Linked DNA regions of Mus musculus: region 2 is linked to region 1. Evidence: chromatin loops called from intact Hi-C (ENCODE). Cell type or tissue: left cerebral cortex. All regions are shown on one strand.

Region 1 (5,000 bases):
ATAAAGTCACATTCAATTTTCTGACACCTATAGAAATCTCTTTTGCTCATTGTAGTTATTAAGCAACAGACTTGACAACTTTTCTGCCATGTGACTAGAGGATGTTGCTTACAAGTACTGGCCAGCAGTGCACTTTTAGCTGAGAAGGGACTACACTGGTGACTTTGCACATGCTCGGCATGCACTCTTCCACTAGATTAGACCTCCAGTCCTAGTGTGTCTACCTGTTGCATTACTTCTCCCTCCTACGCACTGCTTCTACTCAAGATAGACAGTGAATGGGAGAGCGTAATGTGACCCCAGGTCTGAGTGGAACACAAGGGCTTGTGAGTACCTTCAAATCTGAAACCGTACTGAGCATTGACTGCGTGCTCTGGACTTTGTTTCCCACTGATACTAAAGGACATGGAACTACTTGGCAATTTTGTCTCTGGTTAAAATTGTATTTGAAGAAATAGGAGATATTTTTCTGAAATGCTCATGATTTTTTGCTGAATAATTAATTAAGTAATAAAATAATAAAAATTGTTTATGGAAGCTTTTGCATTTAAGGAATGGTCCAGTTTTCCCGTCAAGCAAGCAGCAATCTCATCACTATAGTCTGGAATGTTACTTGAGTTACACTTCACATTGGCTCAAAAGACATTGCTTCTGCAAAATACTGACAGTATCCCCATTCAGTGAGCATTTTAGCCGAGAGGGATGTAGTAGCTTTACAATCCTTGATCTCTACTGGCTCCTTGTTTTCCCTGCTTGTCATAAAGGGATGTGACACTTCACAGTTAAAACGTAACGTTTTACAGAAGTCACACATGTGCATACACATGAATGTTTATTTTAGATAATATACAAATCTAATTTTGACTTTTTTGACTACCACTTCATGTTTCTTACAACCTATAAACAAAACTATACTTGCTTTTCTTATGTATAACACTGATTGTGTGAATATGTTGATACGCTTGGGGTCAGGCGAGCCACTTAATACTTCAAATTCTGCCCCGCTCACTAGCACCTTAGATACTTTGAGTATAGATGTCTCATACCTTGTACACTCTGTAAATGGAACTGTGTCTTTTATCCTTTTACTGAGCTGAACTTACTTTTTCCAAATGTTTTCTTTTTTAGTATTCTCTGAAATTGGAGAAAGGAGATTATACAATTCGATTACAGATTCGTCATGAGCAAATCAGTGATTTGGATCGTCTCAAAGATCTTCCGTTTATTGTTTCACATAGGTTGTCTAATACCTTGAGCTTAGATATTCATGAAAATCATAGCCTTGCACTTCTAGGAAAGAAGAAATCAAGCAGCTTAACATTACCACCCAAATACAATCAGCCATTCTTTGTTACTTCCTTACCTGATGATAAGTAAGTGCTGATGTTGATGTATGTTACTCTACATCTATTATAATTTGCTATCATTTTAGTCTGAAGTTGTTTCTCAGTTTGATTTTTGAAAATTTGGACATGGGAAATATTTCAGTTTGATTTTGATGGTTTTCCTCTAAGTGTTTTTGTGAAACTTTTTCTTTTGTTACTTTTTCCCCTTTTAATTCTCTCATTAGAATACCTAAGGGGGCAGGACCCGGATGCTACCTTGCAGGCTCCTTGACATTGTCAAAGACTGAGCTTGGAAAGAAAGCTGTAAGTACTAGTGTTTTACACTGAAAGTACCTGTTTAAAATTTTCCATCCCTTTGAAGATGGGCTTTAAGTCCATCGTTCAGAAGGGGTAAAAGAATACTTGCAGGGAGGGAACAGTAATTGTTTTTCTTTTTCTTGAGCTGTTAATGAAGGTGGATTAATATTTGGTACCTTTTTAAATGTGTCATTAAAAAGTATTTTATGTTCTTTTCCACAAGCCCCATGCCCTAACCCTATTCCACCTCAGTCCCTAAAGTTCTTGACATCCAGATCACAATTGGTTGAAGCAAATGGGATGTGTAAAATTATAGCATACCCTAGCATTTCAACCAACATGTTATAGATACTGGAATAAGTCAAGTTCTCTTCATTTGTTTATAAAAACCAATCTGAAGGATATTTATTAATGGATATTGGCTCTCACATTTGTGAAGGCTTGCTGTGGTCTACAAGACCTCAGCAATTACGTGGATAGATGTATGGTGTTTCTTGTGATTCTGCTTTTTATAGTTTCAAAATGATGCTTTTTGTTTCTAGTTTAGAGATAACTTATTTAAAGCTTAAAGGTATTTATTTCAGGTTTTTCCATCTTGTTTTTATTACAGATTTGTTGCAGAGAATGTTTTTTATGTGGATCTGTCACCCTTTATCATAGGTCATTTTGGTGTAATACAATTCTTACATCTGTGCATTTCTCATTTAGCATTAGTTCATACAAAACTATGTAAGTCTACTTAACCTAATCCTGGGATCTATAAATGCTGTTGTCAGAGTGAATTCATCTCATTTATCTTGAAATGTATTTTTTTCTTGTCACTGTTCAACCAAGGTCATATATTCATAGCCATAAGGAGTAATTTGGGGATTTTGTGCTTGACATCTCTCAGGATGCATTTCATTGTGTACTCTTACTCACACATACTTCAGTGTCATTTGGAGTAAATCAGCACTTGATACTGGACTTTGTTCTTGAACTGATTTAAGAAATCCTCATAGATCTTTTTGGAGATTTACCTAGGTGGCTGCTTCTATGGGACTTCAACTGAGTTTTTCACCCAGATGATAGATAACTCATCTCAGAAGTCCACTTCTCATGGAAAGTATAGCAGAAAAGAATAATTGGCAGAAATATTCTTATAAGAATTCAGAAATAGTACTTCCTGACAATACTATCAGAGGCAATATTGAAATTATAAGTGCTTGGAATTGACTGTTGCTAGCTTTCTATAGATAGAAAGGTTGTTTATAAGAAAATAGCAATAATCTAAAGTTATTGAGTATAATTGCCTTTGGGTTCTTTATTTAAACTTTCCTCAGCAGTTTTATACTTCCTACATTTTGGTAGTTGGAAAGGAAGTGCCATTTTACCTTACTTTGCCTTTCATTGTAGCCCTGGTTTTTTTCTTTTTTCTTTTTTGTTTGTTTGGCTTTTTTTTTTTTTTTTTTTTTTTTAAGAATGATTTAGGCTTGTGTAATGGTCATGACCTCCTGTATACAATCAGACTCTGCAGACTGTCAGCTAAATTTAAATGTTTTTTTAATGTTTTAATGATAATGGAATTTAATCACTAAATATTTTAACCAAAATGCTGAAAGAATTTTGCCTTAAAATGGCATATTTGATTGCATTTTTGTTTTTAAAAATTGGCATGGTAGTGCTGCTTTCTTTAAAAGCATGCCATTTTGGTCACAGATCTGACCCTTCTGAGTACTGTGACAACATACAGATGGAATGTTAAATTGGAAGAAAGTTAGGCAGAGGTGGTATCTCCATCCTGTGTAGATTATGCATGTTTTCTTACAGAATGTCGTTCTAACTCCCAGGGGCAGTCTGCAGCAAAACGACAAGGAAAATTTAAAAAGGTACTGATTGTCAGTTCTTAAAAACGATGTCTTAAAGCCTTATTTACATAGTTATTAAACTTTTTTCTCTCACTATTATAAATCTTTATTTTTAAAGAATCTCTCCCTTAGTTTCCTTTCTTTATATTCTGCAGTATAGTTCTCTTAGTTAATACCTACAAGCAGTATTGACATAGTGTCTTTCTGAAAAAGGCTTTTTAAACCATACCCTATGGTTTATTTTCCATATTTATGGAATATGGAAACCATATTTATTAAACCATATTTTCCAATGGTATGGATGATTTTTATTGCTTCTCATTTGTTGGTATAGATAAGATATCAAATTTAAAAGTTTGAAGTTTTGCATATCCAAAGTCATAAAGAGATGAATGCAATGGAGAGCAAAGTCATTATTTTTAAAATCTAGGACTGACAAGATGACTCGATGGGTAAAGGTACCTGCTGACAAGTCTAACAACCTGAGTCTCATCTCCAGGACTCACATGATGGAAAGAGAGTTGTATTCTGACCTCTCTATGTATACCATGGCACTCACCTGTGTATACACACACACACACACACACACACACACACACACACACACTAAATAAATAAATAAATATTTGAAATTTGAGAAAAATGTAAAAAAAAAACAAACTTCTATATGTGTACCATGGCGCTCACCTGTATATACACACACACTCAATAAATAAATAAAAATTTGAAATTTGAGGAAAATGTAAAAAAAACCTTAAACTCTAAAAGCCATTTTAAGTAAAATGATTTTGTTAATAAACTAGTCTCTGCTCTTGCATCTATCCTAGTTATGGGAGGACAGATACAAAAAATAGTGAATAAGAACTTCTAACTAAATAAAAGTTGAGTCTGTAATAAAAATACAGACAGATTTGATGCTATGAGTATTGATTCTACTTGATTTCTGTTAACATATGAGAGTCTGTATTGACTGCTGGACCCCCATTTAACTTGAAGATCTCTACTCCGAGTACAGAGAAAGGGATACATTTGAGGAAGAGCCATTCAGTGGCCTATTTATCCAAGAGGTATTGTAATAGAAGAAACAGTTGTGTTTTATAGTATTGAAATGTTGTCCACAATGTTTTTTTTGTGTGTGTATTGATAAGCTCTGGTTCACCATGAAAAATCTTCTAGTTAACAAACTGAAGATGAGTATTTCTCAGATGGTTTGATTTGACCCATTTGTGCACAATCATAATCCATTTAATAGATCATAACTGAGCATTTAAAAAATCTTATTTAATGCATTGATATGTGCCTCTGAGTTGCCATGAAGACAGTTTTAAAAAGGTTTGCCAGGAACTCAACTACAAAAGGAAGCATATTTCAGTAAGGTTTAGGCATTGCTTTTCTTCCACTTGTATTTTTTAGTTGGCCTACAAAGTCTTGGGCTAAGGTTGTACAAGGTATAATAGATAATACTGAAGTGTGAGATTATTATTACTGGAAGCTGAATAAAGCTTGTGTA
Region 2 (5,000 bases), 160 kb after region 1:
TGTTTTTGTTTCGTTTTTTTTTTCCCTCACAGTTACATAGACCAAGACAAGGTCTGGCACATTTGGTTTCTTATCTTTTGGACTTGAAGCTGGTCACCCTTTTTGTCCTCCCATGGCCTTTCCTGTATTTGTGGGCATACTTTATGATGTTCCCACTCCTTCTTATTAGTATAACCGTTATACTGGATTAGAGGCCACCCTGATAGTCTCTCTGTATATCAATGGTGAGGTAGAAATCACATCCATGGACTTAGACGTATCTTCATGTTTGTGATCTATTACTGACCATGACTCTGTCAGACACAGAAATGGTTTTGTTAAGTTCTGGTTCATGTGCCCTTAGGTGCCTAATGGCCTTATTGTTTTGACAATCATTTTCTAAAAATCACTTTGAATACAGGCACATTGTGCAGTACTTATATTCAACACGTGAATTTTGAATTCTACATGGATACTGACCTGAATACATAGTAATTCCGCGGTCCAGCCAAGATCTGAACTATCATCTGCATGACCTCTACTCCAAATATTTTCCACAGGATGCAAAATGTCCTGGGGAGCATCAGACCTGAGACTTGAGAGGTCACTTAAGCAACATTGACGAACTCCCGCTATGCACTACTAAGGAAGGGGTGTAACACTCATCAAGATTGATACCAGTTTCAACATGTTTACAGTCTACTGCTGGAAGTGATAAAAATTAAACAGGCAATTAAATTGCCTTCAGTAAAATACGACTTTACTAAAATGCAAAAGTCCGTAATTTTACACATTGAGGGAATGCTAAACTGTAAACCACCTGTTTGGACATAGATACGTTTTTGCTAAAATTTGACTTCTGATAGACTTCAGCTGTAAATGAATTTTTTTCCCCAGAAATTATCTACTTCTATCCCTTCCTTTTTTTTTTTTTTCTTAGACAAGGCCATGTGAGTCTTGAGCTTGTGATATTCCTGCCCATCTCCCAGATATTTGTGCCACCATGTCGGGCTATCTATTGTTTCTTATCAATCTTTTTACTGGGTTTGAATAATTACAATACCGTCCATCAAAATTGAGCCATTGTATGCTAAGTGCTTTGCCCATATTCACTCTGCTCGGTAAAAGATTGTTCTTTTGTACTGCTTACAGATGACGGAGAAGAAATTCTGAAGAAACGTAATCTCCACAGAGCTAACTCTATAGTAAGGCCTCAAAGGGCTGCATTCGATTTAGAATGTGCATATCGTGTCTTTTCCTGGCTCTACTCTGCCCCAAGTCATTTTTCCCAATTGTGGAACTCAAAGTTTCAGATGCTGGAGGAAATTCAAAGTTAAGCACTGCGTTGTACTGCCATCCAGTTACTGCACGTTGTGAAAATATTTGCCTTCACCAAAGTCAAGATGCTCATCTTTCCGTTCTTTTCTTGTCGAACCCAATACTTGGCGCCAAATCGGCAAAGCTGGGGAGGCAATGGGGAGACTGATACTGAAAATGCACAAAGGAGACCTCACTCCATTAAGAAAGCCAATATGTGCAAACACTTTTTGCGCCTAACAGTCAGCCGAACAGAGGCACAGATTCAAAACCGAATCGCCACACACACTGACTTCGGGAGTGCTCGGGCGTGGGATTTACGTGTCAAGTGTCAACGCGGGAATCCCAACCCTCGCGTTCACTTGGAAGCCAAGAGGTTTCATCGTTTGGTCAGCGGGAGAAATCACTCGCGACCGGAGGAAGGCTCGGCGCTGGCGTCACCGGTGCTGCTTCTCAGTACTTTTAGGCGTGCCAGTACTGGGGCTGAAACCTTTCTGCTCCTCCCACCACATTTAAATTCCGCTGTTCTTTCGGGAGACCGGGTCCGCTCCGGAAGTGCGTCAGCGCCGTGTTCCTCCTTCAAGCCCTGGTGACAGCGGGTTCCAGGCGGAGAGCGGTGGGCTCTGCGTGAGTTGGTGGCGCTGCGTGCTGGTGCGGGGCGCGTCCTTTATCCTAACGGGAAACAAAGGCCCCGCGAGCCCGGCCGAGAGAGAGCGCCTGCGCCATGGGAGTGCAGGGGCTGTGGAAGCTGCTGGAGTGCTCGGGCCACCGGGTCAGCCCGGAGGCGCTGGAGGGCAAGGTGCTGGCCGTGGGTATCCTTCAAGGCGGCTCCGGAGCGCCGGATGAGCGCCTGCTCGGCGACTGGGCTTCGTCCGGGACTTGGTGCTGGGGGTCGATTGGGTGTCTGTCTATCTAGAGTGCAGGCCTGCGCTCCTTAGGCCGGCCCATTTTGTGCCCCCTATGCTTTAGTTCTCACAGCAGAGTGGCTACAGAGTTGTCGCGGAGAATAAGGAGATTTAAATGATAAAATTTGGTATAGCGTCAGGCTCCGTAGTACTGTACATCTGAGAAGTCATTCTGTCAGAGTAGAGGGGGGGAAAAAAAAGAAGAGTTCCGAACCCTCCCACCCTCCTTTTTGAATAGTTACCTCTTGTTTGTTGGAATAAAAAAAGTTCATACGGTGTATAGTGAATTAGTTTCCTCCAGCTTCTGTGATGGGTGTGTGCATTTTAGTTTTGTGTCATTGGAGTTTTGTTTTTCTCCCACTTTGAAAATGTGATACCAATTTTGAAGTTTTGTTTACGTTTATCTGTTCCACGGCCCGTTTCACAGTGCCTCTTTTATCTTAGAAGGTACTTTTACATAGTTTTCTTAATGAAAACTAGAAATTCCTGTAAATAGTTGCTGAATGTGCGTACATGCCTGGACGTGTGTCCGTAGGTGGTGGCATGCCATGCCATTCTGTAAACTATGTCAGTTCTTCACGATGTGCCCAGCTTATAATTAATGGAGAACTTGCAGTTTTGAAAAATCACATTTTATGCCAAATACATCAATGACAAAAATTAAAAATTTGTCTTACAAGTCTTTGCACAGGGTACCATAAACCCTAGTGGTTTCTCGGCGTCACTGCTGTTTAAGGATTTCTTCATTATTTATGATGGAAGAACAATTTTTAGTGAGGGGGTTCTTAAATTCTCATCAAAGGGTTTTAGTAGTGGTAGAGCACTTTCTTAGTATGTATGATAAACCAGAGTTCCATTCACATCTTTGTGAGAAAGTATTGCTGACAACACCATCAAGGAGTTACGTTATTTTCTCTTCCAGCCCTTATAAACAATTAGGAAGTTAAGCATCCTAGCATTCAGGGTTGTCAAATGAAAAGTAATCCATGTAGATTATTCATAAATGGCTGTGTTCCATTTGGGGTGTGAAGTTATGTTTATGAGGTTATTAAGCTCTTCTGAAATAATGGATCGTTTAAAGAAAATCGTGAGGGATTTTGCCTACACTCACATGTAATCTGGTTACTTCTGTAATTTAATTTTCTGTGTTTCATCATGAGAATTCTGATATCTGAAATTTAGGTGTTAGAAATTTATTCGGTTTGCTAATAAATAAATCATCCACAATTATCTCAGGTTTGTAATTTACATACTTTTCCAAATAAACTGTTTGGGTTTTAGACCATGTGAATAGCTGAGTGTATTATTTAAACAGTTTATGTCTGTGTCAAAAAAATGTTAGGAAATAACAGATTAGTTTTTCCTCATTATTGACCTTAACATCTGTTAGTGCATTGGCAGTATTAAGCAGATAGTACCCTCACTGGACACATGAACAACATGGATTAACTTAGTCTCCAGTCACCTAATTCCAGGACTAAGGAAAATTCCCATTTATTTTCAGATGTTATTGGTTCTTTGAGTTTAAATTCTAAAGCAAGTTTTGACTTTGCCTTTGCTTCATTCTTTAATTCTTCTAACCCTTGAGGAGTTTAGTTTTGCCACATTTGTGTTGAAGCTTGACTAATCAAACTGTGTAAATTCTTTCAGCCTATCTGATTTTATCTGTTTTTTTTTTTGTTTTTTGTTTTTTGTTTTTTTTTAACTAAGAGTTTCATGTTGGAACTCTCGGCCTTCCATGAGAAGTGGTAAGCTGTGGTTAATTTAAATGTGAAAAGGAATTATTTCAGTGTGATTTAGTGTTTTAGGAACATGGGGTTTAATCTTTTCTCAGAAGCTGTAGGCCCTAGACTCATATATATGAGTTAAGAGGTATCTTAACTCTGAAATTGAGTTTTCTCAATTCTAAAGTCAAAAGTGATTGATTGTATAGACACTTTTGATGGCAGTGTAGCAAGCAGAAATGGACCAAGTATGAGTAGCTGTCCAGAGTAGAACTGAGACTGCAGAAGGCTTGCTCTAAGCTGGATCCTGGACCTGATCACTCATGTCTGAGACCTACCATCACTATCATCTCCTTTCATGTGGGCTGCTGGAACATTCTTTTTTTTTTTTTTTTGTTATATGGATTTTCATACTTCTTCTTTCTTGTATTAGATATTTTCTTTATATACATTTCAAATGCTATCCTGAAAGTTCCCTATACCCTCCCCTACTGCTGTAACATTCTTAAAACTACTCTCCTTGCAGTTGATTTTTACATGTCTCCTAAGGCCCGAAGTCATTCTGGAAACTGCTCAGATGTGTATATTGTATATCAGCTTCCATACCCAAGTGCCCCACCCCTGCGCCCACCACAGGGAACTGTGTAGACGTGGCTCTGCCCTAGGCGTTTGTATTTGCTGCGTCTCGTCTCCCTTCTGTAACTAGAGTGCTAAACTCATAACTACTCTCCTGACCTATTATTTCTTGGCACTTAATGTGTCAATTCTTTTAGGATATGTGCATCTCAGACATAGGGGTGCATTTGTCTTGCTCACAAATACAATGTTTAATGTATCTCCGTAGGGTCTTGGATTTACTTTTACATGGGAGCTCTTTAACATATAGGGATGGAGATACACACACACACACACACACACACACACACACACACACACACACACATATTGTCAACTTGGCATGGCATGAGAGTCATCAAGAGTCAATTGAGAAAATTCCTTTGGAAGACCAAGCAAGACTATAGGGCTTTTCCTAATTAGCCATTAATGGGAGAGGGCCCAGCCAATTGTGGATGGT

The links. Peaks named below come from ENCODE experiments on the same cell type or tissue, not always from the same donor. Only the 100,000 strongest peaks of a DNase experiment are listed, where the experiment ranks them.
Region 2: a loop joins it to region 1, with 1.9 times the contacts of the local background. A loop is called at or near these places in 1 of 42 quality-filtered maps.

Annotation. Positions count from the first base shown.
Region 1 is chr1:43,981,944-43,986,943 of GRCm38, forward strand. Tpp2 (tripeptidyl peptidase II) reads left to right here. Exons shown (of 29, transcript NM_001310540.1): 22 at 1,129-1,373; 23 at 1,571-1,649. Among named protein-coding and RNA genes, the nearest start is that of Mettl21c, 36 kb to the right of the region's middle. In left cerebral cortex, no CTCF peak of the experiment used is centred here; no DNase peak of the experiment used is centred here.
Region 2 is chr1:44,146,043-44,151,042 of GRCm38, forward strand. It overlaps Ercc5 (excision repair cross-complementing rodent repair deficiency, complementation group 5), which reads left to right and starts at 1,702. Exons shown (of 15, transcript NM_011729.2): 1 at 1,702-2,108. The coding sequence starts at 2,021. In left cerebral cortex, a CTCF peak has its summit at 2,894; a DNase peak (open chromatin) is centred at 1,851; H3K4me3 peaks cover 2,066 bases; H3K27ac peaks cover 1,120 bases.